Linked DNA regions of Mus musculus: all the other regions are linked to region 1. The links are chromatin loops, found by intact Hi-C in ENCODE. Cell type or tissue: left cerebral cortex. All regions are shown on one strand. Region 1 holds the start of Tubgcp3 (tubulin, gamma complex associated protein 3). Region 2 overlaps Tubgcp3 (tubulin, gamma complex associated protein 3). Region 3 overlaps Atp11a (ATPase, class VI, type 11A).

The links. A loop is a pair of places that touch in the nucleus more often than their neighbours do. Peaks named below come from ENCODE experiments on the same cell type or tissue, not always from the same donor. Only the 100,000 strongest peaks of a DNase experiment are listed, where the experiment ranks them.
Region 2: a loop joins it to region 1, with 3 times the contacts of the local background. A loop is called at or near these places in 16 of 42 quality-filtered maps.
Region 3: a loop joins it to region 1, with 2.1 times the contacts of the local background. A loop is called at or near these places in 14 of 42 quality-filtered maps.

The regions. Positions count from the first base shown.
Region 1 is chr8:12,664,425-12,672,424 of GRCm38, forward strand. It overlaps Tubgcp3 (tubulin, gamma complex associated protein 3), which reads right to left and starts at 7,676. Exons shown (of 22, transcript NM_198031.1): 1 at 7,531-7,676. The coding sequence starts at 7,606. In left cerebral cortex, CTCF peaks have their summits at 4,648 and 7,678; DNase peaks (open chromatin) are centred at 4,605, 7,223 and 7,770; H3K4me3 peaks cover 1,338 bases; H3K27ac peaks cover 813 bases.
Region 2 is chr8:12,611,389-12,619,388 of GRCm38, forward strand. It overlaps Tubgcp3 (tubulin, gamma complex associated protein 3), which reads right to left. Exons shown (of 22, transcript NM_198031.1): 21 at 4,634-4,750; 22 at 2,889-3,908. The coding sequence ends at 3,750. Among named protein-coding and RNA genes, the nearest start is that of Spaca7, 42 kb to the left of the region's middle. In left cerebral cortex, no CTCF peak of the experiment used is centred here; a DNase peak (open chromatin) is centred at 4,763.
Region 3 is chr8:12,797,960-12,805,959 of GRCm38, forward strand. All of the region lies in intron 1 of Atp11a (ATPase, class VI, type 11A), which reads left to right. Among named protein-coding and RNA genes, the nearest start is that of Gm15350, 30 kb to the right of the region's middle. In left cerebral cortex, no CTCF peak of the experiment used is centred here; DNase peaks (open chromatin) are centred at 4,001 and 5,426.

The DNA.
Region 1 (8,000 bases):
ACACACACAGAATAAAGCACTTTAAATAAGGACATACACTTACCAAGGCAGATGTGAAGCCAGAGAGAAAAGCTAGAGAACAGATGGGCATGTGGCACTGACTCAAAGACTATCAAACTAGAAACCCAATGTCTGCAAGGTCAGGAATGGGAAGGGGAGTGGGACTGCCCTTGTTTTTGGTTGCCTTGATAAATACACTAACAAAAGCAACTCAAAGGAGAATGTGTTTATCTGACTCACAATTCTAAGTTACAATCCATCACTGCAAGGAAGTCAAGAGCCAGGGCCCTGAACTGGTGACATTACATCCAGTCAAGAAAGCAAGGAATTTAAAACTGTATGCCCAGCTCCCTCTCTCTACTCTTAATAAAGCCATGATACTCTGTCCTGGAAATGGTGACACCCACAGTAGGCAGGACTTCCCACAAATCAATATAATTCCCTAAGGACGTTCCCACAGACCAACCTAAACAATCTCTCATTGAGACTGACTTTTCAGATGATTCTAGATTGAGTCAAGATGATAAATAAAACTAATCACCACAGGCAGAGGCAGGCAGATTTCTGAGTTCAAGGCCAGCCTGGTCTACAGAGTGAGTTCCAGGACAGCCAGGGCTACACAGAGGAACCCTGTCTCGAAAAACCAAAAAACTAGTCACCACAATTTCACCTCTTGCCAAGTTGACACACAACATATCACTTTAACCTATACCCTTCTCCTCTTTGTGCCCAAAGTCTCATGTTGCCCTCCGTGGTGGTGTGAATAGAAATGCCCCCGTAGGCTTCTATACCTGAATGCTGGGGCATTAGGGAGTAGAGCTAACTGAGAGGAATTAGGAGGTGTGACCTTATGGGTTTCAGAAGCCCACACAGGAAGTGGCTGCTGCTCTTCCTGATGCCAACAGATCCAGATGTAGAACTCTCAGCTCCGTCTCCCACTTCTGCCTGCCTGTCACCACTGTGGGTGTCTCACTCCCTGGACAGAGGATCATGGGTTTATTAAGAGTACAGAAAGGGAGCTGGGCATGATGATAATGAATTAAATCTTTAAAACTGTAAGCAAACCCCAATTAAATGCTTTCCTTGATAAAAGTCACCATAGTCATGGTGCCTTGTTCCACAGCAATAGAATACTGACTAAGACAGAAGTGGGGTATTGCTGTGACAGGCCTGACCATGTTGACTATTGGCAGAATGTGTACTTTGGGACTTTGGACCAGGAAAGCAGTTGAATGCTTTAAATGAAAGGAGTTGGAGATCTGAAGAACATTTGACATCAGACATGGAGATGCAGAGTTTGGAGTTTGCCATGCTAGTTCTTGGTCTTGCTTTGGTCCAGTCCTCCCTTTGGAATGATAATGTATATTCTGTGATATTGTATGTTGGAAGTATATGATCTGTATTTTCATTTTGATTTTACAGAGGATGGCAGTTAAAAGATTAACATGAGTCTCAGAAGAGACTTTGGACTTTTAAATGGTGCTCCAACTGTTATAGACTATGGGGACTGTTGAAGTTGAACTGAATGCATTTTGCACTATGGTATGACTACAAGCTTATGGGGGCCAGGGACTAAAGTGTGCTGATTTGAATAGGAATACTCCCTCCATAGACTCTTAGATTTGAATGCTTGCTCATCAGGCCATGGTGCTGCTTCAGAGGGATCAGGAGGTGTGGCCTTGTTGGAGGAAGTGTGTCACTGGGGACGGGCTTTGAGTTTCAGAAGCCCAAGCCAGGCCCGGTGGCTCTGCTCCTCCTGTTGCCTGCAGCTCCTTCCCCTGCACCATGGCTGCCTGCCTGCCCCTATGCTTCCCACCGTGACGATAATTGGGGCTTAAACATCTGAAACTGTAAGCAATCCCCAGTTAAAATTTTCCTTTATAAGAAATGCTGTGGTCATAGTGTTTATTTACAGCAATAAACACTAAGACACCCTCATACTGTAAATGTAAAATACATTCTAACTTTAAGTCTCCAAAGTCTTGACATTTTTCAAAAATTAACAAGTTCAAAACACTGAATTGTGAACTCCTATAAAAATCAAAAATGTATATACTTCTAGCATATAATGGCACAGAATAAACATTCCATTCCAAAATAAAACAATCAAGGGCATAGCAAGGAATAATCAAACCAAAACCCCAAATCCAATGTGGCCAAAACCAAATCCTGCAGTCCCATGTCCAGCATTTGGGCCTCGTGATGAAACTGGCTGGGCTCCAAAGCTTCAGACAGCCCCATTCCTTCAGCCCTTAAGCTTCTCCTTCAAACTTGGTCCAGCGCCACTGCATGCCTGTAGCTCTTCCTGGCACATACCCTGTGATCCTGGCATCCCCAACACTCCTAGGTCTCTACTACAGCTTATGCTTTATCTTCAAGCTCCTCACAGTGGCCTCTGAGGCCTTGCTGCTCTCTGGGGCCTCGACCCTGCCACATAGTGCCTGACCTCAGCTGCTCTCCACCATTCCTCCCTTCTGTGTCTTTCATACTTTCAAGACCAGTGGCACACAGACAGCGTCACCATTCAGAGGGGCAGCCTTGCCACCGTGGACCACAGTTCTGTGAGCTTGTGTGTGCTGACCCTGGGGAAACACGTCCTCAAGTCCCAGTGTGGACGGCCAGGTTGCTCTCTCAGGGTGCTGATCCCTGCAGCTGCTGTGTTGACTGCACTTTCTTGTCAAAGACTTGAAGCTTGTCCACACTCCTTTCTAATGAATAGTTCATTATCTTTAAATTCAACTTCATTCAAGGTCTCACAGTGGTGGCAAAGTGGAACCAGATTCTTATTGAATATCATAGGATTGTCTCTGGCCCATTTCCTGACACAGCCCTTGTTCTCGGAGGCCTCAGGAGCCAGGCCTCTACTGTCCTCATTTCTCTCAGCAGTGTTTTCCAAGTTCCCAAGAGAAAGCCCTTTTCCTTTGCTATAATAAAATACTTTGACAAGTGCAACTTAAGGGAGAATGGGTTTATTTTAGCTCAAAGATCAAGGCACAGTCCACCACAGAAGGAAAGCCAAGGCAACAGAGGAGCTTGAAGCTTTAATTCATACCTCCCTCACTGACACTCCCTACCAAAGTGATGCTATACTGTGTCAGAATGGCAATTAAAACTAACCTCCCACAGGGACAAATGTCAAGAAGAGTCATTCTATACTCTGTAGAAGCCCCGGGTGGCTTGAGAAGGGAATGCCGTCCTTCTCAGGATCTACGTAGCAAAGGAAGGAGCTGTGTATGTGGAGGAAAGCCAGTGCCTGCCCAAATCCCAGCAACCTGACAACCAGACCCCCATCCGGGCAAACCTCAGAGGGCACCACACACAGCAAGTTAGCACAGGGGAGTCATCAGCCAGAGGAAGCCAAGAGAAAAGACAGTGGCAAGGGAGGCTCCAGCACCAGCTGGACCCCCAACTAAAAAGTATGACAACTAGAAAAGGCTACCCTGACCATCTTCCTGCCTAAATACCATCAGACATTTGAAGACAGCATACATATACAGAGAGGAAGGGGAAGGGAGGGGAGGAAGGAAAGAGTAAGCTCCTGGGCCAATTAGCCTGGTGAACACAGAAACAAACAAGAGGTCATATTTTAAAAAGAGGGGAAGACAAGGTCTGGAACTAGAGGTTGTCCTCTGCTCTCCACAGACTCGTGTGTTCTCGCGCTGACACATGAATGAACATGCATACTGATATGTGTGTGACTGCACACACAGGTGCACACAGATTTTTAAAAAGTAGCTGTAATTAGCAATCATATATTCTCCAACACTAAGAGAATTAAACTAGACATCAGTATCAAATCTGAAAATAAATCACTAAGTGTCTTAGAGTTATCATTGCTGTGCCATGACCAAAAGTAGCTTGGAGAAGGGTCTACTTGGCTTACATTTCCAATCACTGTTCCTCAATTAAGGAAGTCAGGGGAGGAACTCAGACAGGGCAGGAACCTGGAGGCAGGAGCTGATGCAGAGGCCATGGAGGGGTGCTGCTTACTGTCTTACTCTTTATGGTTTTCTCAGCCTATTTTCTTATAGAACTCAGGACTACCAGCCCAGGAATGGCACCACCCACAGTGGGCTAAGTCCTTCCATACCAATCAGTCCTTTCATACCAATTAATAAAATGCCCTACGCCTGTAAAAAAAAAAAAAAAAAAAATGCCTATAGCCCCATCTTAAGGAGGCATTTTCTCAATCAAGGTTCCCTCCTCTCAGAGGACTACAGTTTGTGTCAAGTTGATACAGGACTAGCCAGTACACAAATTATTTGGAGACCAATCGATTCATAATATACATGCCACCAAGAAATAAATAAATAAATTCTGAAAATAAACTTAATGAAAATGAAAATCTGATATTCTAGACAGACTTGAAGTCAATAATCTTAGTTTCCACAACAAAATCTACAAACTGAAACAACTAAATTGTTCATTCTAAACTAAAGTGTTCATTCGGAGATAAAACTACAAGGGATAGCGGCACTGACCCCCAGAAACCTGAAAGAAGGCCTAATGTTAACATTCTTGTAGAAACATCCACTTGGCAGAAATGCTCCATCAGTGAGAGACACGTGCTTCCAGAGAAGACGCCCACGTGAAGCAGTCAGGAACAACATTAACAGTAACAGAGCATGCTATGCCTGCCATCGTGTGGTGAAAATGGCACTCCAGGCCCAGAATTTCCACCCCCAAGACAGAATCCCACTCAGTCACTGGGAAAATATCAGACAAGTCTACAATCTTTAATCTTCAAAACTGCCAAGCTCACCAAACAAAAACAAAACAAATATTGGAAAAGATCCAAGTCCAGAGGAGCCCACGGGGACCCAAATAAGAGTAAGAATGACAAAGAATAAGAACAAGTGGCCTCACACGAGAGGGAGCCCTGGGTACTAAGCAACACCTGAAGGAGCCTAAAAAGCATGGAGCTTGGTCAATACTGTGAACTGAACTTCCCAAGAAAGCCATGCCCATGTTAGAGATTCTTCCAGACTGACTGACTATTAGAAGGCCTGTGATTATAGACAGCTGGACAGAATGTTGCAGGTCTCGAGCTAATAAGTTGTCTTGGCCACCTATCCTAAGCCCTCTTAAAGGCCCCATTCACTGCCTGCCTCTGTGTGTTGGCATGTAGAGAACCCAGCCTCCACCAACCCTAACATGAGACTGTCATCAAATAGTACCTGAGACCAGTAACAGAGATTCCCATTTTGCTTTAACCCACGTACCTGATGTTCATGCCAATGTATTTGAAAAGTACCTTGACTTATGACTTTATGCCATTCTGTTACTAAGCTTCATATAACTGTTAATCACGTTGAAACAAGGCATTAGGGGTAACCTGAAACTGTGTTACTAGACCATAGTCACTTATGCTTAGTTCCAAAATAAATCACCTCTTAACTTCCTTTGAGGCAACAACTGTGTTTCTGCATCAACAATATCAATGTATTATTACGGACTGTGACACTGCACCTCAGTAAGCCAGACACTAAGACCAGAAGAGATGGTGTTGGGCAAAAGAGAACCATGTGTGTACAATTTTCTTGTAAATCTAAACCATTCTGAACTTTAGGTGCTTTTAAAATATGTACTGACACCAGGCCCTCTCCTACACAAACCCTGGTTCTTACTGGTCCGGAACAACAGCCCATGCTATCAACACTCTTAAAGGTTCCACTTCAACACTTTCAGTCTACAAGACAAGAATAAGACAAGTATAGTTAAGGGAAGATGGTTCCTTTGGTAGGCTCAAAAATAGTCTCAACTTGTACCATTTAACAAAAAACTAACTCATATCACACATAACAATAGAACAGAACCTCTCTAGGGCAAAAAGATGAAAGAAATTTTATGACTTTGGATTTGATAACAGTTCTTCACATGACAGCCAAATCATGATAATGTTAAGTGTTTTTTGTTTTGTTTTGTTTTGTTTTGTTTCCTCTTTCTTCCAGGGGAGCATTTGGGGAGTAAGGCAGCACTGCTTTCAGGAATCCATCCTTGCCTTCCACCTTGTGGAGAAAGCAGATAAAGAACACTGTACCCAGATAAATAAAGAACACTCAAAGTTATAAGGGTAAGCAACCCAGCAAGAACATATGTTACAAAGAAAACAAAATAAAATACAACCTTAGGAAGAGATCTGAATGGCCAAACAAGAAGTCATGCTCAACAGAATCAGGAAAAAGAGATGACAACAATTAGCTATGGCTACACACCTGTCAGAGCACAACAAAATATCAACAAAGTGTGTGAGGGCAGAGAACCCAGCTGACTCTGCATCCCTCAACTCCATCCACAGAGAAGACAGCATCATCTTTAATGAGCTTTACCCTGGATCTCTCTGAAAGTCCAGCGATTCACAAGACATAATCACAAATGGGGGTGGGAAAATGGGAGGATACAGGATTCTGCTTTAAAGTAGCATTTCAATCACCTGAAGGCTGTGAAACTTCTATCAAAAGGGATCTTAATGTAAAATTCAAATTTAGAAGTTCATAATGAATAACTTCAAAATCTAGCTATAACTACGAGGTTCTTTCTGGAAGGTAAAAATTTTGGACCCAATGCAATAAAAGAAAAATGATGGTATGGCGTGTTAAGCCTTAGTTATCTAATTTTGCCTATGACTGGATCACTCCCTTCAGAAAAGTAAACTATCCTCTGCACTCACACTCTCCCCAGATACTGGAACTCTAAGCTCCTCCTATCCGCCTTCTCCCTAGCCCTTTATCACCCACAAACACTGTGTATTCACCAACGTGCTAGTCACATTCCCTCCATTAGACAGGAGCATCTCTCATGGCATAATAGGGTCGAGGAAGCCTCAAAGATTTCTTACATGAACAAACTGCACAGTGAAACACTACAAGGAATAAAGCAAGAAGGGAGTTAAGTCAACGGTTTAGTAGTGACACAGTAATTCATCCTCTACGCTGACAAGTTGTTACATAGGTTGTTACAAATTATGAAAGATCAAAAGGCTCTCTCAGTTTTTAAAACTCGGTTCTTGTTTAAAGTCTTCCCTTGAAAACCTGCGCGATTTGTCTCAACATTCTAAGGCAACCCAGTCATGTCAATTACTAAAACCTTCCCTCAAGACGCGTCCCCACTCATCTCCAAAATGAGCTTCATGAAACCAGATCCTTGACATTTTCCCCACCCCCAACTACGGCGGCGACAGTACGGGTAAAGTGGGCAGGACTGCCTTGGGGGTCTGGCTTCTTAGAAGCATTATTCGCTAGCTGAACCGTCCAGGAATAAGCGAGCATCATCTAACCAGGACTCATCATCACCAGAGGCAAAGGTGACAGCAGAGTGAGAAGCACGCAGAAGCAGAGCTGCAGGCTGCCGTGCTGTCTGGACGAACCCAAAAACAAACTCGGCCGCTACAGCAGCTCCGGCCTGGGCCCCCAGGGCAGGGACAGTCCGCGAGCCGCACCCCTTTCCTTCCCGGGGGCCGGGGAGAACAGCACCCGGCCGGCGGGGGTCATGGCGCTCAGTCTCCACAGCCCTGAACCCCGGGACGCGTACCTTCGCTCCGGCCCAGGATCCGGCAGCACAGGTTCTGCAGCAGAACGTTGGGCGACTTCTGATCCGGAGTCGCCATTACCGCGCCCGGACTGCGCACTGCAGCCTCCCCGCGCCCCAGGATCCCGCGCCCTAACTACGGCGCCGCCATATTCGCGGAAGCGGCAAAAGCGCGCGCCTCCCATAATGCACCGCTTCCCGCGCGAGACGCGCGTGCGCTCTCCCGGCTTCTGCACTTGGCAGCTTCTCCGCGCTGGAAAAGTCGTTGCTGGGCGACGCTCGCAGCAACGCGTTCCTAGGATGCCCGTACGCGTCCGCAGCTTGCGGTCTGGGCGCTGCTTGTGAACAGCACTGGATGCGGAGTCCGAGTGCGCTTGAGCCACACAGGGACAGGGGCGCCGGACTACTACGCAGGGCTCTCGTAAGTGAGTTCTCAGAGGTCTGGAACCTCTGCCCCTTGACGTCACCAGGAG
Region 2 (8,000 bases), 53 kb before region 1:
TTGTGAAGTGCATTCCCACCTGCACACATCAGAGCTCAAAAGTGTCCCATAACCAGCTCCCCAGGGCGTCCTCAGTGCACACCCACCGGTCTCATCCGCACAGGTCAGGTTCTGCTCAGAGGTGACACCAGGCTAGAAGATAGCTGAGTATCTCTCAGCACCAAGCCTACACTGAGAACAACTCATTCTCACTCAGTCTAGTAGAGACGGTATCGAGCAGATCAATGCTAGTGCACAGGAGGGTATTAGAGATATGTGCAGATGTCATATCCAGCACTCTTCTGCAGGGTCTACTATGAACCCTTAGGCCCCAGATAAATTCAGAGTCCTGCTGACAGAGGAGGAAGGGATCGGGAAGGCAGGTGGCAGGCCTCTCCCAGTGAGACTTCTCCTATACCCTCAACTTCACCAAGAAAAAGGTAAGAACAAACTTCGAAAGGAGAACTGTTGCTCTCAGAATGGCCCTTGTCTGTCCACTCTACCCATGGCAAACAAGCCACAGTGCTGTGAGAACCCATGGTGGCACAAGCCACAAATGCTGGCCACCTGTTGCCTACCTACAGTTATCCAGTGGCCATCAAATAAAACATAACAAGAGACGGAAGACAGGAAATTGTACTATTTAACCTAACGAAAACATTACCAATTAAATATAAAATGGATGAGCAACACCTTGCCTGAGAAGGCAGTCCCACACTCCTGGCCCCAGTGCCGGGCCCAGCCCCAAGCTCAGCAGGGACTGTTGGCAAGGGCGGTTATAGTCTGCTCGAACTTAGGAAAATCTTGATGGGTCACACCCCCCTCCCAGGACAAGCAGATAAATTCTGCATCCCAAGAACATGGGGGACCCCATATACTACCCCTCAAAGAGCCCAGGGCTGGAACTCAGGCTAGCAGGTAACTGACTTTCACACCAACTGCACGGGCACCACAGCTGTAGGCTTTGATGTGCTCTTCCCCAGTGACACATAGTGGGTACCACCACCAAAACTTCCCTCATCTCTCTGGCAATCTGCATCCCACCTGTCCCCCAAGGAGCTTCTCGGGTGATGTCAGGCTCAGGCTACACAGCACAGGGAGGGTACCACATGCTTCTAGATATCCTCGGCCCGAGATGTCTGCCCCTGTGGGACAGACTCAGAACCCCCAAACTTACTGATTTTAAAGATGTAAAGCTGGGGCTGGCGCTCAGCTGCAGTGCTAGCTCCAGGGAGGCCCAGACAGAAAGCACAGCATGGAGTTTGAGGCTGAGCACAGGAAAGGGCTCTCACAAGAACTGAAACTCCCAAAGGGCAAAGATAACATTTTAAGATAACATTTTAACATTTTAGCAGCGGCATTTCTTCCTTAGAATGAGTTTATCAAGAGCTGTGCCTGAAGAGGCTTTCCTGCTCCCAATTCACTTGGCTTATTAACACTGCAGTGCAGGAGGTGAACTGACACCTCGGGCCAGTGGGTTTTAACACTGGGTTCCTGCGATGGTGATGCCTGGGATCCCCAGCAGGACCTCAGAAGGAGAAGAACGAACTGAGACCTGCCTCAGCTGCCGATACCCCACCCACACCGCCAGCTCTGCCGGGCCTGCGCTGAAATTGGACCATTAATATACCTACGCTCTGGGGTAAATGTGCTAAACTATACATTTTGACAAGTAGTAGCAGCTACCAAAACTCACTGCCTTGAACGTTTTGAACGAGTTTTAAAATTGCATTTCTGTATTCCTTAAGTGTTTAAGATTAAAAAAAAAAAAGGCAGAAATACACATCATCCTTATCAACAAAAATCAGAGGATTTTGTTTCCCGAAATCCATTTTGAGAATGTTTTCTCATAGATGCGTGTCTGTCTTTTGAGAGGTGTTTTCTTCCTCTTTCTCTGTCAAACCATCACTTTTGGCATCTACCCAGGGGAGGGGGATATAGCGTTTCCATGTTTTTCAAAATATCTACCCAGGGGCTTACTCACGGTGCCATCTGCCACCACACTTGAGATTGACAGATTCTTTTCTTTCCATACTTACGTTCTGTGAGATGAAACACCCGTGCACAGCTGCCTCCCTGCCAGGCCACCATGAGGTCGCTGGCAGACCTGTTGTGTGCACACCCACTCGGAGCTGCATCTCCCTCACTGTACAGTGAAGGCCTGTGTTCTTGCAGATCCTAGAGAGCAATGGTCCTTGGGAAAACCCCTGGTAGTGCACAGTCAGGCCTGGGCCAGCCAGCCTCTCCCCACTCCTTGCCCCAAGGTTGCCACTCAAGAGCCCCACCCAAATGTGGGGCTTTTATTGAGGACTAACCCTAGAGCAGCTGGGGGGACACTGCTCACCATGGTCAAATGACACTGGACATTTCTTCTGGAAATAAATCACACACCTGAATTTCTGGAAGGTCTTGCAGTAGGGAAACTTGCTGCAAAGTTCTGAATTTACGATTTTTTTTGGGGGGGGGGTCTCATGTAACCCAAAGTTTTCACACTCCCTGTATGACAAAGGGTGACCTCAAATTCCTGGTCCTCCAGCCCCTACGCACCAACTGCTGAGGGCACAGGCACGTGCTTCCACATCCAGTTTTGCATTTCTAAAGTTTTAAGGTAAAGTTAAATCAAAGCTATGTACTAAGAACTCCCAGCCTTCAGCGTGGACTCACTAGTAGGATACCAAGACTTTCCAGTGCCCTGGAACTTTAAACAGAGCTGGATGCATGTGCAGTCAGCTGGTGGGAGGGACCAGCGTGCAGTAACGCTTGTGCTCCATCAATACTCCAATCCGAATATGGGCTTTACAAATTATAAACCGCTACCACACCCCAGCACAGCCCACCAAATTCCCTCACTTCCCACCCACAAACCCAGCAAGCAGTTTCTCCAGACTATTCAGAAACCACATGAAACATCTGAAAGATAATGGTTTTTAATTCTCTAAGTTTTCACTTATGCAACATAAAAAAGGCATAATTATGTGACTGGATAAGACATTTTTACAAAAAAAACCAAAACCCAGTCCCCTCCGTCATCTGGTCAGTAGTATATAAATATTTACAGTGAAAAAATAGGCAAGGAGAAGGGAAACCTTCACAATCCAAGCTGATTTCTTCCTAACACTTATCAGAACTTTGAAAATAAGACAGTCTCAGCCTTGCCTGGTTCAGCCAGCGGCCTGCGGCCAGGCAGGCTGAGGACACCTCCCTCCACGGCTCCCACTCTTTGAAATGTTTGACATGTTATCTGAAACAGTAAAGCAAATATAAAAATGTAAACTTCGGGAGGGAGAGAGGACAGTGTGTGGAGATGACGCGTGGGTAGTGATGACCTCACGCAGGTGAGGGTTACAAACACTGAAGCCAGAGTAAAACAGCCTGTGGACTTTCTTAGACATGTTTCAATTTTAGTGTCATCATGATAACAAAAACTGTCTCACAGAGAATGCTAAAAAACAGCAGTGACATTACTCTTAATTTATGGTCTAGTTTTTTTGTGGCAAGAAACAGTTTGTTGTTGTTGAAATATAAATTACACGGTGGAAATAAGATGTCCCAGCACATCACAGTGTCTTTCGACTACGGAGACTACATGGTAGGTAAGTGGCCTGTTGAACTCAGCAGCGTTACAGACACGCAAGTCCAGTGGATAACAAGACTTCTTCCAGCAGACACAGTGCTGAACACTGGGGCCTGTGTGTAGACAGGGGGCACCTGCAGCTCACAGCTGCTTGAGGGGCCAGGCTTGAGTAAGCATGTACTAACCCAAGCCAGCCTCACGTGTGGGAACTGCGCCGCCCCCTACTGCCCAGAGAGACCCGGAGCCTGGGTTCTCTGGCTTTGTAATGTTCGTTGAAGTCCAATCTGAAGCTGAGAAACTGGAGACTTTCATCAGAGCTGGTCGTGAGTAACACCAGAAACTGCTGCACCACACCCTAGGATGAAAGCACAGGACTGGGTCAGAACACACAGGCCCTCCTGAAGCACCGGCACCAACAGGCCTCCAACGGGAACTGAGCAGGGGCCCAGGTTTTCACGGCGCCTGGGCCGCACTCATCAGAGAGGCCGTCTGTACAGTTAGACAAGCAATGATATGTTCTGTGTTCTGTATCAGAGCGACTGACCACCTGGCCTCCTCTGCACTCACACCAGACAGAAATAGGCAGTTGCGGATGCTACGCGCCCTACTCTGTGGTGAAGAGAAATCAGGGCTCCACTGCTCATCTTTCAGCTCACGGGCTGAAACGCATGCTCAGTCATTACTCTAGAGGGGAGCAGACTCAAGCTAAACCCACTGGACTCCATGCCACCGTGAAGAGCAGCCTTCCTGTAAGATGCAAATCTGATAGGCTGTGGTTTAGTAAAGTACTGCGACCATTCATGGCTTATCTCTCCAACAAGCCCGCACACTGCCTGCACTATCTGGCAATGGTGCTCTGAAGAGCATGACAAGTCACAGGTCCTCAGTGCCACTTTCCCAGCTGTACAGCTGCCCTGAAGAGTGCCCAGCACAAGGGTGAAGCCGGAGGGGGAGCACCCCCAAGTGCTCCATCCCAAGTGCTGCTCATACAGCAAGGATGTGGGGCCACATTTCCCATCCTCTGGAAGCAAGCACGGGTCCCGGAAGAGGACAGACACCACGTCTCATACCTATACTCACCTGGTAGAAGTGCGTCAATATTCGCAACTGTGAGCACATTTTTGGTATGGAGTCCTGGAATTCTCGGATCCTCTTGTTCTCCTCCTCTTCCTCTGCCGCAGTCACTCCCCACTGGCCCTGGTTAGTGAGAAGCAGCAAGTTCAACTGCTGGATGCTTCCCTGCTTCAGCACGGCAGCACTGTGCGTCACGCACTGTAGTGCAGAGGCCTCACGTCCCCCACATGCCCTCATTCAGACAATGGGCATGGAAGGAACTTGTCAGTTCTGAGAGCTGGCACGCTGACTATAGTGAGAACGCCAGACAATCTGCCTTGGAAAGAAGCATCTACTCTCATTCTAAAAGGTCACTTTCAGCCAGACACACATGTAGCCCACACCCATAATCCCATCTGAGGCATGAGAATGGTTGAGGCCAGACTGGGCTACACACAGTGAGATCGTATCTTAACTATTCCCTCTCCCCTCAAAATAGATTTTTCAGTAACACCATTGTTCAGCCAGCCTGAATGGGAGTTACTGAGTTCTCTTCTCATGAGTGAATACGGTAAGTTCCATCTACTAGCTCTTCTGATCGGAGCCTTGGCACTCCTGGCATAGACTCTGGGCTTGGGAACTGCACTGTGCTAGGGCTCTCGCTTGCGCGCTTTATGAGTTGCCCACTGGCACTTAGAACTGAGACTGCTCTTTCTGAATCTCACTGGCCTCAGGTGCCCTACAGTGGCCGTGGCCCTGCTCTAAGTTGGAGCTGTAGCCAGGCAGCATGGGAGGGTTCCAGCGGGGCCAACTGTCCTTTCAGCAGCTCCCTTCCCCTTAGCACATCCTCTGCAGCCATGCTGAGCAGCTACAGACTGTCTGTCTCCTTTACAGACAGCACTCTACCTCCATACACTCCATGCTGGGTCTTTCCCATTGCTTTACATGTGCAAGTTCACCTCTTATTAGCCCTTAGCTAATAGTTTAGGCTATCAGCTTATTTACCCACTCTCTCCAGCAACCCAGGCCTGGCTCCTGAGGTCTCCGAGAACAAGGGCTGTGCCAGGAAATGGGCCAGAGACAATCCTATGATATTTAATAAGAATCTGGTTCCATTTGCCACCACTGTGAGACCTTGAATGAAGTTGAATTTAAAGATAATGAACTATTCATTAGAAAGGAGTGTGGACAAGCTTCAAGTCTTTGACAAGAAAGTGCAGTCAACACAGCAGCTGCAGGGATCAGCACCCTGAGAGAGCGACCTGGCCGTCCACACTGGGACTTGAGGACGTGTTTCCCCAGGGTCAGCACACACAAGCTCACAGAACTGTGGTCCACGGTGGCAAGGCTGCCCCTCTGAATGGTGGCGCTGTCTGTGTGCTACTGGTCTTGAAAGTATGAAAGACACAGAAGGGAGGAATGGTGGAGAGCAGCTGAGGTCAGGCACTGTGTGGCAGGGTCGAGGCCCCAGAGAGCAGCAAGGCCTCAGAGGCCACTGTGAGGAGCTTGAAGATAAAGCATAAGCTGTAGTAGAGACCTAGGAGTGTTGGGGATGCCAGGATCACAGGGTATGTGCCAGAAGAGCTACAGGCATGCAGTGGCGCTGGACCAAGTTTGAAGGGGAAGCTTAAGGGCTGAAGGAATGGGGCTGTCTGAAGCTTTGGAGCCCAGCCAGTTTCATCACGAGGCCCAAATGCTGGACATGGGACTGCAGGATTTGGTTTTAGCCACATTGGATTTGGGGTTTTGGTTTGATTATTCCTTGGTATGCCCTTGATTGTTTCATTTTGGAATGTTTATTCTGTGCCATTATATGCTAGAAGTATGGAAGTTCGTTTTGATCTTACGGGGGCTCACAGTTCAGAATCTCTGAACTTCTAAAATGTTGGAAATCTTCGAGACTGCAGAAAGGTTTAGAATTGGACTGCACTTTCACTATGAGACAAGACAAGACTTTGGAGAGAAGGGTGTAAAAGGTGCTGGTGAATGTTATGTCAGACTGACGCAAGCATTGCGTGTCATCGGAGAGAAGGGAGCCTCAACCGAGAAGACGCCTCCTAAGATTGTGCTGTAGTCAAGCCTGCGGTGATTTTCTCAGTCAGAAACTGATGGGAGCAGGCCCAGCCCACTGCGGATGGTTCCATCCCTGGGCTGGCGGTCCTGGGTTCTATAAGAAAGCAGGCTGAGCAAGCCATGAGAAGTACTCCTGTAAGCAGCACCCCTCCATGGCCCCTGCATCAGCTCCTTCCTCCCAGTTCCTGCCCTCTCTGAATTCCTTTGGTGACACACAGTGATGTGGAAGTGTAAGCCAGATACACCTCCAATTTGCTTTTGGTCACAGCAACAGTCACCCTAACTATGACAGAAAGGTGTGCCTTAAAATAATATATCCGTGTGTCAGGTAGACAAAGCGGGGAGTTGCAATGAGTAGCTTCAGTTATCAGATTGACAATATGTGTAATCACCTGGGAAGAGTGTCAACAAAGACTTGCCTCGATTAGGCTGGTGCACAGGCAAGCCTGTGAGGGATTTTCTAGCCTTTATTCCCTGAGGTGGAAGGACACACTCTGGCTGTGAACAGCACTTTCTATCTGCTGGGTCCTGGCTGATGCAAAGGAAAAACTGCATTGAGCCCTGGACACATGCGTTCTTTGCTCCCTCAAGCTCCTGTCACTGTGACCTCGCTACTGCAGAAAGGAAGCTGGAACTGTGAGCTGAAGCAAACCCTCTCCCCTAAGTTGCTTTCGCTAGGGTATTTTGTCCCACAATTGGAAAGAAAACGTAACAACATCAGGACCCCAGGGGACGGCCCAGGAGCCCTGCTGGAACCAGCCGTCCCCGTTTCTTTCTTTCTTTTTTTTTTTAATTAGGTATTTTCCTCATTTACATTTCCAATGCTATCCCAAAAGTCCCCCATACCCTCTCCCCCATTCCCCTACCCACCCACTCTCACTTTTTGGCCCTGGCGTTCCCCTGTACTGGGGCATATAAAGTTTGCAAGTCCAATGGGCCTCTCTTTCCAGTGATGGCCGACTAGGCCATCTTTTGATACATATGCAGCTAGAGTCAAGAGCTCCGGGGTACTGGTTAGTTCATAATGTTGTTCCACCTATAGGGTTGCAGTTCCCTTTAGCTCCTTGGGTACTTTTTCTAGCTCCTCCATTGGGAGCCCTGTGATTCATCCACTAGCTGACTGTGAGCATCCACTTATGTGTTTGCTAGGCCCCGGCGTAGTCTCACTAGAGACAGCTATATATGGGTCCTATCAGCACAATCTTGCTAGTGTATGCAATGGTGTCAGCATTTGGAGGCTGATTATGGGATGGATCCCTGGATATGGCAGTCTCTAGATGGTCCATCCTTTTGTCTTAGCTCCAAACTTTGTCTCTATAAC
Region 3 (8,000 bases), 130 kb after region 1:
ACCTGAAGGAAGAAGTGTGGGTGCCAGGATGTGGGGAACTGGCTCTGGAAAGGGACAAGGCTCCTCTGCAGAGCTGAGCCAGGACAGGGAACACTTTGCTGGTGTCCCTCAGACATGAGCACATAGCCTGAGGTGGTCCTGGGCTATGCTAGGTCATCACCATGCTGTGGAGGTTGGTGGTGTTAGCCAGAGTCTTGCTTAACTTAACTTCTAGGTCTTTGCTCCCTGTGCAGCGCCTTCTGTGCTCACATATGCTTTGCAGTTTTCCCTCCCAAGGCATCACTGAGTATGGATTGTTTGCTTTCCTTTCCATCCTTTATATATATCTTTATGCCAACCCTAAGATGTAGTTTTCCTCAGAGTTGCCTCAGGGCCAGTGATAGAGGCTGCACGAACCTGCTTAGAGTTCCTGTCTGCTCAACCTGGCTTGTAGCCCGTGGTGTGGCCATCAGGCCTGTATGGTGGCAACCCTCGAAGCTGAGGCTCGGTCCCAGTCCTAATACAGTGTGGTCCTCAAGGTGGAGCCTGAGCTTCAGATTCTCAGGGTTTTGTTGGTAATTGCTGAGCTGTCAGCAGTCACTGTGTGTTGTCAGCCATGTGTATTTTCACTATAACTGTTTTGTAATCGCTGACTCAGCCCTGCCCTTGTCTTCATTAGTTATATATCCAGTGTTTTGTAAATATGCCCACAGTGCAATTGGAAGGTATATAATTTCGGTGTTTTAAAGCTCCCATGTGTACCCACACTGAGCTTCTGGGTTTGAGTTTGGACATGTTTGCTGAGCTTTCTCTCTCATTCCTCTCTAGGAGGAGGGAATCAGCTGTGGGAGGTAAATACAGAAGGACTTGGTTCTCATGCCCGGCCATTCAGGACAGGTGGCTGTGGCTTTGAGTGTGGGTCTCACACCTGACCAAGTTTGCTGCTTTCAGAGCAGCATCTCCTACCAGACCACACACTAGGTCCATTTCTCTGTGCCGAGTCCTGTTGGCTGCATCGTTACTAAGGACAGGAAGATCTGTGTATAGTGTGTTGACTGGTACGTGGGCAGGTTTGTATGTGGGGACGTTGGTAACATTTCCTTCTACCTCCTCCTTTGCCCTTGGTTTTCCATCACCACCCATACCTGGCAGGCATTGGATAGGTCCAGGGCACGGCCAGCACTAGTCTTCTAGGCTCCAATCCATCTCTGCTGTGAGGCCAGGAGGACAGAGGCCACGAGGCTGGAGACCCAGGCTCTAAGTAACAGAACCAGCGTCCATGTTATCTACAGATAATCAGGCATCATGACCGCCAAAACCTTCCCCTTTGGCCAGTGTCAATGCAGCCTCTCTCCTGACCGTAGAGGGTAAAGTCCCAGCCTCAGCTCTGACCTCTGACCAGAGCTCATCATCCTCTAGCGCCCTCTCCCTGCTCACCCAGCAGGCAGCTGAGCCAAATGAGGCTCTGTGTCCATGAGGTTGGGGAGAGCAAGTGTTTGTGAGACACAGTCATATGGACATACTATTAGTAACATGCTTACTACAGGCATGTGGCCCAGAGACACTCATTTATATACATGGTTAAAACAGCTCCCAATTTTCTGACACTAGGCCTGCAGTTGCTGTCAACTTTTCTCAGTCAGCAGTGCCAGGGACCCTATCATGGTTCAGTTAGCAATAACGGGGGCTCTGTTGTGGTTCAGTTAGCAATGGTGGAGGCTCTGTTGTGCTTGTGTAGAGGCCGTGATTAAGCAGTCAGTGCTTTCTTAGGAGTCACTTGGGGCCAATGTGGGAAGCTTCGTTGTACCCCAGGGCAACCTGTCCACTCCCTGCATAATCACCAGCTTCCTACCCAAGACTAGAGGGAAGCTGCAGCCAGTTTGCACATGCAGCAGTCAGGCCCTCCAGTTGTCCACCGTGTCAATCTTAGGAGGCAGTTGGTTATCTTGGCCAAGTGCAGTTCCCCTGGAGCTGCCTTGTTGCTTGAAAAACCATTCCCATCCCAGCATGCTTGCCGTTCTGTGTAGCTCCTTCTGTCATCCCGTTGACCCCTGACACTACCACTAGAGCTCCCAGAAGCTCGGTGCAGGCTGCTGCTTCTGCTGTGCAGGGTCAGGCAAACCCAGAGCGAGCCAAAGTCATTTGCGGCTACAATTTCTATTTCTATTTTGGTTCTGGGTACAGGAAGATATGGCTTGGGCAGTGAGTGTTTAATGGTTTTCAGATTGACTATTTTCCAAATCAGGTGAGCAGTCAGTATACTTTTCTGATCTAAATGATTTTATGTTTAGAAACCATGTTCATAGCAGAGAAATGCCCCATGAGCCTTGCAAATAGCCAGAAGGAAAGTCGGTGCTGATGAGTGTGGTGGGGTGGATTTGGGGTTTCTGTTTCCTGTGTTTCCACAATGCAGAGCTACAGAGAAGCAGAGGGAGCCCACCCTGATAGTGCTGGGCCTTGAGTGGGCTTGTTTGGTTCCTCTCACTGAGCACCTTGGACCTTGGCCACAGGCCTAGACAGGAGAGGCTGGGAGGAGATCCTGGGCCAGGGCACTGGGCCTCCTGAGAGCTGCATTTGTACTTACTGTACCTAAGGGCATCCTGCTACCCCAGAGTGAAGAGCCCCCTCTCCCCTTAGAGAAGAAAAAGGCTTTCACAGGCACTGACCTGGACTCTGGGAGACCGAGGGCACATGGGGGGAGGGTCTTCACCCCAGGATGTGACTGTGAGGGGACAGGCGCAGGCGGGACACCACTCTGACCTAAGTGCATGCTGTGTTGGGGCTCCTGGACAGGGGAGTTTTCCATTTACAGCTATAAGCAGACGCCACAGCAGACTGCCATTGGATACCTATAAAATTAAGCATTGTCCTCAGGAGGAACTGCCTCTGTCAATCGATCAGGAATTGGGCTCAGTAACATGTTTGTCCTGTCACCATGGTATAATTTGGTTAGTGGGTTTGTTTGTTTCAGCTGAAATTCGAAGCTTCCATTAGATGACTAACAGTGGCCAGATTGACTTCCTGTATATCATTTAACGCCCCCCCCCATACCTCCTACACCCCATCCCTTTGCTAACTTCTCTAGCTGGACAGGGCAGCTGGAGACTGACTAGTGAAGGCGGGCTGTGGAGACATGGGCTTTGTGACTGGGTTAGTCTTTGGCTGGATTTCAGTTCCTGTGCGTGTTGTTCCTCCTGGTGCAGCTTGCAAGGCAGTGTAAGGATCTTTGCTGCCCTTCCACCCACCCCCCTCACCGCTGGCCTCCCTTCCTCTCTCCACTTAGGCATCTCCTTGGGCACCCACTGAACTCACTGAAATGCCTCCCTCAAAACTAACTGTTGGCCTGGCGGTGCTGGCCCACCTTTAATCCCAGCACTCCAGAGGTAGAGGTAGGTGGCTGTCTGAGTCTGAGGCCAGCCAGGGCTACACAGAGAAACTCTGTCTCAGAAGATAAAACAAACAAATAAAAAGCCAACTAGTCCTGGTAGGGGGAGGCCTAGAGGGATGGCTCAATGGTGCACTCTTGCAGAGGACCCGAATTTAGTTCCTGGCAGCTCACAACCACACGTAACCCCGTCCCTGCAGTCTCCTCTGAGGGTAGGGACCTTCACATGTGTCAGCTCCCACAGAAATGCAAAACCAAAACAGAGTAGCTGAAAAGCAGACTACTGACCACTTAAACCTAAAGAATGTTGGTGATTTCCGCCGTAGTTGAGAGAAGACAGCCTTTTCGGAAGCCTGGCGTCCGAGTGGTAGAAGAAAGATAGTGTCCACGCAAGTGGGGAGGAGCAGAAGCCCTTCGAATCCAGCTGCATCTACTTAGAACATGGTGACCCTGTGGGCTGGCTTTGTGGAGATGGAACGGCTGTCCAGAGACCCAGCAGTCTAAAGAGGGCAGTTCAGTGATTTGTATGCATTCACCTCATCATGCAGCTGTAACTGCAGTCTAATTCACAGCCTTTCATCTCCATGGGGGAACTTACCCTTTTTCTCACTCTTCCTCCTACGCCCACTCCTCCCTGGTAGGCATTCCCGCATGGGCATGTTGCCTGCTTCCTGTCAGCAGACCCACAGAGTTCCCACCTTTGGCTTGCGTCTCTTGCCAGTGCCTGTTGGCCTTTTGTGGCTAGCTTTGCCTGCCTGAGCTCGGGGGCCCAGCAGCTGGCAAGGACATTCTAATGTTTTCCTCCTTGGAGCTCCAGGTCACTGAGACACTTGTATGTGCTTGCTGCCCTGCTGCCTGCAGGGACGGTACCTGGAATGTCATCATGTGTTTCCTGTTGCATCTCCTACAGTGTAAATACCGCCCTGCCTGGCTCCCTTGGGTATGCGCTGCTTAGACTCTGAGGGCCACAGGTCCAGTCTGACTGCGGTACCTTTCCCCTGCGCTCTGCTCTGTGCTCCCCTTGCCACAGCTCTTCTGTCCTGGTCGGGTCCAGGGCTTGCTTCCCCCGGGACAGGACTCTGTGTGGAGGTGGGGGTTCAGGAGGAGGAGCACACTGAGGAGATTTACAGTGAGCTGAGACAGCCCTTCTTGTGGACTTGGCTGCATTGCCAGACCTTAAAGTGCTGCTATCACTTCACTGAGGCTGCATGTAGGCTGCGCAGTGGGGAACTGGGCTAGTAGCAGTTGTGCTTGCCAGCACATCTCCCTGCTCATCTTTGAAGAGGACCCAGAACCTTCACTGTCTCTGGAGAAGGGAGAAGTAGCCAGGAATGCAGAGGGTTGTAGACCTCAGGCAGTGCTCTGTGTGATGAGCAGGGTGCGGGCAGTTCCAGTGTTCTCCAGTGGCAGGTTCTCAAGTGACTTCCATTTGACTGAGCATCTTTGACCTTGACCTGCCTTTACTTTTCATAACTGATGATAACTGGCTCGCTCTCTCTCTCTCATCAGTCTCTTCATACTGAAGCCCAAGTATCTCTGGGCTTGGGAGAGAGCATACCCTGTGGTAAGCTGACTTCTCTAAGGGATGCTTTGAGAAACTGCTTATGTTGAGAGAGAGATGACACAACCTCAGGCTATATGCACAAGTGCACACAGACATAGTTACCCAGTGGTCATAGCAAGGTATGAATCTGGTGTGTGTCTGTCAGAGGCCTGTGTGGTACCAAGGCCATCACTGTCCCTGGACAGGTGCTCTTTGTGGTCCGCAAGGTCTGCCTACAGATCCTGGCCCTGGGAGTGAAGTAGAGGCCATCCTCCAGCCTGGGGTTCCCTCCCAGAAGAGACAAAGCTAGTGGGTGTTCCAGGGGCTCCACACCCACTGTCAGGATGGCTGCTGCTCATGATTGTTCCGGAGAAAGAGTGTAGAGAGGCTTGTGTGTAAAGCACGGGCCCTGTGCCTGCACAGGAGTGGTCAAGGAGCCTCTTCAGCCCTGCTTGAGTGATGCCCCTCAGATGCTGGGAATACTCCAGTTCCGAGTAACCTCGGGCTTGAGGCCGAGCAAGAGAGCGGGAAGTGCTGCTTGTGCTCTCGCACAGCAGGCCGGGGGTGGATGAGAAGTCCAGCCTCCTCAAACAAAGCGAGTCGTAGGAACTCACTGAGGTGTTGACTAGATGTGGATTTTAGGGCTCCACTTGCATCTTTGTTTGAGCAGGGGGAGCCTGCTCAGTCTGATGGAAACCCAGTCTCCAGTCTTCACCAGGCCCACTAGAAGGAACTTTCCATGGTCTGTGTGGAGACTCAGATGTGGATAAGCTTCCCCTGAAGGGCTCAACCCCTGCCCAGACCATGGAGCTCTCTAGGAGAACACGCCGAGTGTGGTGGTCAGCACACCTCTAGCAGCCTGCCGTTGGTCTTTGATGTGACTGTGTGACAAAGATGTGTGGCCCGTCCACAGTTATCAGAGATACATATTGCAGCTCAGGTGGGAGGAGGACCCCAGAGAGTTTGCGAGGGATGGAGTGTGGGCTGGGCCCAGCTGAAGCTGCAGAGTGGAGGGGCACAGGAACATGATGACGGGATGTAACTGAGACTAAGGGAGGTGACACGTTGTACTTAGGTGTTTTAAAAAACCCCTTCCAGTTTCTTTGAATGGTGGCAGGATGATGTCTTCCTGTTAGAGTGGCTTTGTCTTTGGTGTATTCTGGAACACTCCCTGTCCTCCTTGTGTGAGCTACACCAGTAGGGTCCTCTCTGTGCTTCACATGAGTCACATGATTAAGATTAGACCACAGACAGTGGGCGTCTATCCCTTAGGCATGTTCGGTGGCCTTCTGCCTCTTCATCCACTGCCCACAGTGAAGAGGTACCAATGACAAATGACAATTTGGAAAATCTGTATTTTAATTTTTTTTTCCTTAAAAATTAATCTGGCACCAATATGTCAAAGATGCTAACCTGGATGGTTATTTCCACACTCCAGAGTTCGGTGTTTGAGTTGTTTTATAATGTCTCTTCCACAATCTTGAGTGAAGGTGCAGACTGTCATTAGGAACTGTGATGGTGGTCAGATCTTGGCAGGACCCCATCCCATTGCCTCTGCTGTACTGGGAAAAGGCAGTTAAGGCTAACCAGTGCTCACTGGGTTCCCTCAGTGAGTGGATGTGCTCCCTCAGCAGCTGCGGGCAGCCTGTGGCTCCCAGCTCTTCCTCACTGGGCTGGGCTGGGCTGGGCCCCTAAAGTGCTCACTGGCCTCTGTGGGCTCAGGCACTGTATCCACAGCTACTGCCTCCTCTCCCAGGATCTCTGCCTGCTTCACAGTGATCTGTGTCAATGTCTTCCTTCCACCTTGTCACCTCCCTGCCAACCTATTAGTCCCCTCTGTCTGCTCCATGCCACACATGAGGGAGCCCGGATTCGCTCATCCATGGAAGTGCTGTCTGCATCACATGCCTCAGATTTATTGATCTATTCTTTTTAGTACTTTATTAATTAGTCATGTGAACAAGGTCCTGTGGCTTGTCTAGACTTGAGTTGTTGCTAGTAAGTATCCATTTGCTCTGGTAGGGCCCAGCCCCAACAGCAGTCTTGTACCCTCAAGGAACAAGACTACTAACACTCTTGCTGTGATCTGAGCCTCTGATGGGCCACCCGATTTGTCATCGGTCAAAGACAAGTGCTTATGGGTTTTATTTTTAAAAACCCTGGCAGTCAAGTGATTCCTAGGAGCATCTCGACTCCTGGCCTTGGTCAGGAAGAGCAGGAATTAATATTTAACTGCCTGTGTTAGCACACTGAGAACAGAGCCTGGCCTTCAGTGTCTTGGCCCATGCTTCCCTGCGGTTAACCCTTTCCTAGAGAGCTTCCTACAGCTCAGCTGAGCCTTTCCCAGCCACTAAACCTGGTGCATCTGTCCCAACTGCACGCACAGCCAAGTCTGGGAATGAGACCTTTTTAGGAGGCATGATCTGAGAGCCTCAAAGCAGCTCGGAGGAGCGAGATTCCCGAGGGGCTGCATGTGTGGCTGCAGGGATTCTCTTCAGGGCTCCTCTTCCACACACAGGTGTTTTCCACCCAAGCCGTCTCTCCTCCTGAGGGTGGACAAGAAGGTGCTAGTTCCCCTCTAAGTGATGCCCCTGAGGCCTACTGTGGCTTCAGACTTCAGCCTCTCAGTAGGGACTCATGGCTGCTCCTGAAGCTTAGTGCGAAGGTTTCTGGGAGTTTCACCAAGCACTGGAAGGGATTTGTGTGTCTTCTCTTTCCGGGTGTTTATAGAACTTATGTCAGAGCATGAGCAGGGAGTGGAGCCCTCCAGCTGTCATGGGATATGTGGACCTTACCAAGACTGTTCACCATCCTACCCTCAGCCTTCCCACGAGACTAAAGGCTGTGCATGAAATCATCTCTTACTGGGAGGGGCTGCTGGGCCTTTGTTCTGACTAAGATAGTGCCTGCTGGGCAACCACTGTGCCTTAGAGGATTCAGGGCACTGAGTATGGTGTAGTTGGGATGAGGGAATGCTTTCGTGGCTCATTGTGGGATGAAACCAGTCACTGCTCCGGGAGTGGTCATGCTGCTTTTGACCAGGGCTGGAAGTTGGCTCCTGTGGCAATGGTACTCACTCTGCCTGGCTCCTGG